Regions from separate parts of the Mus musculus genome. Here region 2 is linked to region 1. The links are chromatin contacts, found by POLR2A ChIA-PET in ENCODE. All regions are on one chromosome and are shown on one strand. Each heading gives the region's core, a stretch centred on a gene start or an enhancer-like site at or near the end of the contact. The rest is flanking DNA. Distances are from core to core; before and after follow the strand shown.

Region 1 (3,052 bases), core at 253-2,752:
TACCTGCCAGAAGAGGGAATTAGATCCCTTTACAGATGGTTGTGAGCTGTGGTTGCTAGGAATTAAACACAGGTCCTCTGGAAGAGCAGCCAGTGCTCATAACTACTGAGTCATCTCTATAGCCCTCAATTTATCTTTTAATAGTTATTTGTGTCTATGTTGCCCCCCTTCCTTTCTCCCTCTTTCCCTCTCTCCTCTCTATTTTGGTTTTGGTTTTTCAAGATAGAGTTTCTCTGTATATCCCTGGCTGTTCTGGAACTCACTCTGTAGACCAAGCTGATCTCTCAATTTCATAAAGATCCGCCTGCCTCTGCCTTAAAGAGTGCCGGGATTAAATATGTCTGCCACCAGCAGCCAGCTTGGACTGGCTTAATGCATTCTTCTAGAGCAGGATTTGGGTGGGGGAGGGACAGTAACAATGGCCTGCTCACAAACCTAGCCACTGTTTAGTTGGGTTTTTTTTTTCTTTTGTTTTGTTTTTGTATGTATGATTTATTTTATGTATCGTGTGTGGGGTTGTGGAAGTCAGAGGACAACTTTTGGGAATCAGCCCCTCCTTCCACTCAAGTTGCCCACGTTGGCGGCAAGTGCCTTTACCTGGTGAGCCCTATCTCACTCAGCCCGCTATAGTTTCTGGTGGTTGAAAAAATATCAGTCTGGACTCAGTGGTCATGCCTTGATCCCAGCACTCGGGAGGTAAACATAGTTCATAGGTCTCTGTGAACTCAAGGCCAGGCAGGTCTACGTGGTGAGTACCAAGCCAGCCAGAACTACACAGTGAGACTGTCTCAAGAAAGACAGAAAAAAGCTGGGCTGTGGTGGCTCATGCCTTTAATCCCAGCACTTGGGAGGCAGAGGCAGGTGGATTTCTGAGTTCGAGGCCAGCCTGGTGTACAGAGTGAGTTCCAGGACAGCCAGGACTACACAGAGAAACCCTGTCTCGAGAAACCAAAAAAAAAAAAAAAAAAAAAAGACAGAAAAAAAGTCAATAGAATGGGGTTTCATGAAATTCAATATTGAACATCCATCAATAAAACCTTATTAGAACACAGCTGTGCCCATTCACGTGTCTCCACAGGACCGCCTTTCTGCCCTGATGACCAAGGTGAGAGTTTGCTGCAGAGTACAAAGCTTTGCGCAGCCTGAAGTCGTCACTACCTGGCCCTTTAAGAACAAGCTGGTAGATCTTGCTTCCGAAAAGCAAAACTGCCTCTTCATTTACAAATTCAACTCTCAGAAGCAGTTCCTGGGCGGCTTGGCAGTCCTGTCATCCTCTGTGAGTGCTCCTTTCAGAAGCGTTGGCCTTGGAAGAATGCCGTTCAGGGAACACAAACTCTTCACTTAAATAAAACAAAACAACAAAAAATCCTACCCACCATACCTGGTTATGTTCTGTAATTACCAGTGGACCTTTAAAAACTCTCAGTGGCTAAGTCTTATCTTGTGTCTACTCCGTCAGGTTTCTGACAGCCAGGGCTTGGCTGCTTCTTGACATTCCCAGGGGGTTGTGCACGGGATCAGGGTTGACCACCACTGTGAAACCTACGCCCGGGGTGCTCCCTCTGCTGTTTAGAATTAATATTTTAATCACTCTGGCCATTTCCAGTGGCAATTCGATTCCCTTCCACAGTGTTTGTGGGATGCCTATAAAATGCTAATTGTGCTGGAAACTCTGTGTCAAGAGAAAGGAATGTGCCTCTAGTCTGAGCTCAACAGCAGCCCTTCGAGGACTGAGTGCCTCCCTTCTCCCAGGCAGACAGCATCTACGTCTTCATTTTGGGACTGCTGCAAGATGCAGGATTTGTGTGTAGATACATGGAACCCAAAAGGGTATTAATAAAACGGTACGAGCTTTTGCGCTATCCCGTAGGTGTTTGGCAAACAGCTGCATTTCTACAAACTGAGAATGAGTTTGGAGAAATGGACAACCTGTAAGCCAGAAGCAGAACTAAGGAAGGATAAAGCCACAGACAGACCTTCCCATAGTCCCCTTCAGTGCCTTCAGAGTCTGTCCTGTTTCCACAGGCTGAGGTCAGTGTAGTACTGCACCATACACCATAAGGGGTATGGAAAGACAAGAAAAAACTCTCTCTCTCTCTCTCTCTCTCTCTCTCTCTCTCTCTCTCTCTTCACACACACACACACACACACACACACACACACACCATTCAGAAAACAACATCCAAAAAAAACCCACTGACTTGGGGCTGGAGAGATGGCTCAGTGGTTAAGAGCATTGGCTGCTCTTCCAGGGGTCCTGAGTTCAATTCCCAGCAACCACATGGTGGCTCACAACCATCTGTAATGGGATCTGGTGCCCTCTTCTGGCCTGCAGGAATACTTGCAGGCAGAATGCTGTATAATAAATAAATCTTAAAAACAAGACAAACAAAACAACCACCAACAAGACTAAAAGCCAAGGTGAGAGATGAGGTCAGAAGGTCTCTGAGTCCATCACGGGGATTTTTATCCCTGTGCTTGCTTTAAAAGCAAGGGATGGCTTTCGTGCCATCAAAATGGAGAACAGACCAAGTCCTCTGCAGGTTTTCTCTGTTCCTGTAATGGCTCAAAACGATGCCGGTGTATGATCACTTGATTTCCCACCTACGACCCATCAGCGGCTGCACTCGTGAAAAATGTATATAAACCAAGCAATAACCTTCCACCATCTTGAGGATGGATTTTGTCAAAATATGTACAGATTTTTTTAGACTATACCTCTACTTATTTATAGCGTACATTATGGTATACATTTATAGTGTACATATGGTTCAGTGGGTAAAAAATGACGACTTGAGGGGCTGGTGAGATGGCTCAGTGGGTAAGAGCACCCGACTGCTCTTCTGAAGGTCCAGAGTTCAAATCCCAGCAACCACATGGTGGCTCACAACCATCCGTAACAAGATCTGACTCCCTCTTCTGGTGTGTCTGAAGACAGCTACAGTGTACTTACATATAATAATAAATAAAAATTAAAAAAAAAAAAAAATGACGACTTGAGTTTGAATTCGTAACTCGAATGTAAATGCTAAGTAAATGTAGGAGCTTGCAC
Region 2 (3,052 bases), core at 405-2,904, 150 kb after region 1:
AGTATTCGTCCTTTATAACAGTGGGTCTCATTATAGTATTTTATATTTTTATTTAGAGTAGTTTATATTCTTCTTTATTTATTATTGACAGGTCTCTGTCATACTCAGGTTGGCCTCGAATTTACCATCAGCCTCCTGAGGACTGAGATTACAGGCATAGATCACTATGGTATGACAGGTTTTTGGGTTTTTTTTTTTTTTTTTTTTTTCAAGACAGGGTTTCTCTGTGTAGCCCTGGCTGTCCTGGAACTCACTCTGTAGACCAGGCTGACCTCTGCCTCCCAAGTGCTTCGATTAAAGGCATGTCCCACCACACCTGGCTATGACAGGTTTTATTAAGATGCCTTAATATATATAAACAGTATCCTTTGATCATATTTATCTTCCCATAGTGCCCTATTCTTTTTTTGTTTTATAGTCTTCACATATAAGAGAAACATACACAGTATATATATATATATATATATATATATATACATATATATGCATCTATATTATATTCATATGTAATTTTTCATGTTTTTCAGGTTACCCTGTAAGTCACCGTGTAGCTGAAGATGACCTTGAACTTCTAATCCTGGCTCTGCTCCCCATTTCTGGGATTATAGGCTTGGGCCACTACATTCCATTTGTGAGTTGGGGATTGAACCTACTACTTTTGTTTTTCTTTTTCTTTTTTTGAGACAGGGTCTCTCTGTGTAGCCCTGGCTGCCCTGGAACTCACTCTGTAGACCAGGCTGGCCTTGAACTCAGAAATCCGCCTGCCTCTGCCACCGGAGTACTGGGATTAAGGCGTAGCGCCACCACACCCGGCTGAACCTATTACTTTTTATAAACTACTAGGTAAGCATTCTCCCAGTGTGTCATGCCCCCATTGTTCTTTCTTTCTGAGCCTCATGTGGCCTAGGTTGGCCCCAAACCTACTGATAGAAGATGCTGACTCCTTATTCTCTCCTCCCTCCACTTTCTTAGGGCTGGTATTCCAAGAGCAGGCAGGTACACCCAGCCGTGAGTCAGGGCTGTTTCTCCTAACATGGTTAGAGATTTTTAGTTGCTATCAGATGGTTGGTTGGTTGATTTTAGACAGTCTTCTTTGTCTCTTGAACTGGCCTTCACCTGTACTTCTCTATGTAGCCCAGGCTGGCCTTGAATTCCCTCAGCCTGATTTGTTACTGAGATTTTTGTCTCTAGACTTGTCCCTTTTCCCTTTCTGAAGTGAGAAAGCAATGAGCATTGACTAAATAGCGAAACAGATATCTTCCTATTCAACAAGAACAAGAGAAACGGGGACAAAGGGAGGTTATAGATACGGTATCAAAAATGAGGGGAAGAAAGTGCTGGAGAGATGGATCAGCAGGTGAGGGCGTTAGCTATTCTTCCAGAAGACGCCAGTTCAAATTCCAGCACCCACATGGCAGCTCACAACTGTCTGTAACTCCAAGATCAGCACTCTCACACAGACATACATGCAGGCAAAACACCAATGCACATAAAATAAAGGTAAATTAAAAAAAAAGATTTTAAAAATGAGGTGCTGATAAGGGTGATGGGTAGTGAAGATATTTATTCATCTCTTTTCTGGGAACCTTAAGGCAGTCTCTTTTTGTTCCTTTTATAGTTCCCTGCCACGGTTACCATGGCAATTGTCAACAGGCATCGTGCTGGAGAGTATGCCATTTAGCCGGCAGATAGATTACAATGCGGTTAAATGTTGTCTGGCTGTTGCTCTGGTGGCCATTTTAGGTGCAGACAGTTTCTGCTCATACACTTTCCTGAAGCCCCGAACATTTTGTCCTCAAAATGCACTAAGATCAGAAACACAGTCAGGCTGTGCTTGGGGCGACAAAATAGGAGCCGTTTTCCTGCAGCAGGGCCATTTGGGTCAAGCCCACCTGCGGTAGGCTCTGCTCCATATTGAAAATCACCGCAGCTGATGGGATACATGTGCTATCTTGACTAGACTTTTTTCTAGGCAATGTTTGGATGGTACCCAGCACCTCATATGTTCAACAAATGCTCCCTCACACCATCCTGCCTAGTGTGCCTGAACCGCGCTCAGGAAACGAGTAATGTTGAGGAGTAAACCTATGATAAATGTGAGATTTTTGTTTGTTTGGTTTTGGTTGCTACTGAGCTAATTACTGGCTTTGGGATGGGGCCTGGGCACCGGGAAAGCGCAGGGAAGGAAGCGAGAGAGGCTGCAAATTTGTTACCAGTGATCAACTCAGTCACGAACTCAGTCATGCCTACGTAGTGAACATTCCACAAAGACCTGAGTTCGGAGAGCCATGAGATAGATGGCTGGCTGTTCTAAGCACCTGGAAGCTGGCTTTCCCTCAAACCCCTGTCTTGACTATGCCCTGAGCCCTGTGCGTCCCTTCATCTGTTACCTAGTTCTACAGTAAGCCAGCAAGCCTGTTTCCTTACTTGCAACACCAGCAGATTAGCCAAACAGGAGGAGGGAGGCACAGCTGGTGTGGTGGTTTGAAAGGAAATGACCTCCAGAGGCTCACAGGGCGTGGCCCTATGAGGAGGTGTGGCCTTGTTGGAGTAGGTGTGGCCTTTTTGAGGAGGTGTGTCACTGGGGGAAGGGGGAGGAGCTTTGAGTTTCAGAAGCTCAAGACAGGCTCAGTGTGGCTCTCTCTTCCGGCTGCCTGCCAATCCGGATGTAGAACTCTCAGCTACATCTCCTTCACCATTTCTGCCTGCATGCAGCCGCGCTTCCCACTATGACGATAACGGACCTCTGAATTGTAAGCCAGCCCCAACGAGACTTTTTCCTTCATAAGAGTTGCTGTGGTCACCACGGTGTCTCTTCCCAGGCACCGTGAGCCTGAATAGCACTGACTAGCACAGCTGAGTTGTAGTTGGTTAGAAGCACAACTCAAAAACGATCCATAGCGACTGGCACGGGATGTGGGGAGCCTGGGACCAAAGTGTCTTCAACGTGTGGGATCTGACACGGTGACCGGCTGAATGGTGTCATATCCAAAGTGAGTTGCAGGACTGAGCTGTTGTCTGATTCGGGGCCTACTCGTGACTGGCTGTATAG

What was found. ChIA-PET counts read pairs that join two places held with the same protein, here RNA polymerase II (POLR2A).
Region 2: POLR2A ChIA-PET joins it to region 1 with 12 read pairs in embryonic stem cell. The contact joins two enhancer-like sites. POLR2A ChIA-PET finds 5 or more read pairs at or near these places in 4 of 5 experiments (Patski and embryonic stem cell).

What each region holds. Positions count from the first base shown.
Region 1 is chr1:136,554,514-136,557,565 of GRCm38, forward strand. It overlaps a transcript of Kif14 not described here. Among named protein-coding and RNA genes, the nearest start is that of Zfp281, 69 kb to the right of the region's middle. Within about 2 kb of position 1,503, at least 2 of the 3 ENCODE cell types and tissues checked have a DNase peak (open chromatin) inside an H3K27ac peak, as active enhancers do.
Region 2 is chr1:136,705,012-136,708,063 of GRCm38, forward strand. It overlaps Platr22 (pluripotency associated transcript 22), which reads left to right. Exons shown (of 5, transcript NR_037986.1): 2 at 528-631. Among named protein-coding and RNA genes, the nearest start is that of Platr22, 10 kb to the left of the region's middle. Within about 2 kb of position 1,655, at least 1 of the 3 ENCODE cell types and tissues checked has a DNase peak (open chromatin) inside an H3K27ac peak, as active enhancers do.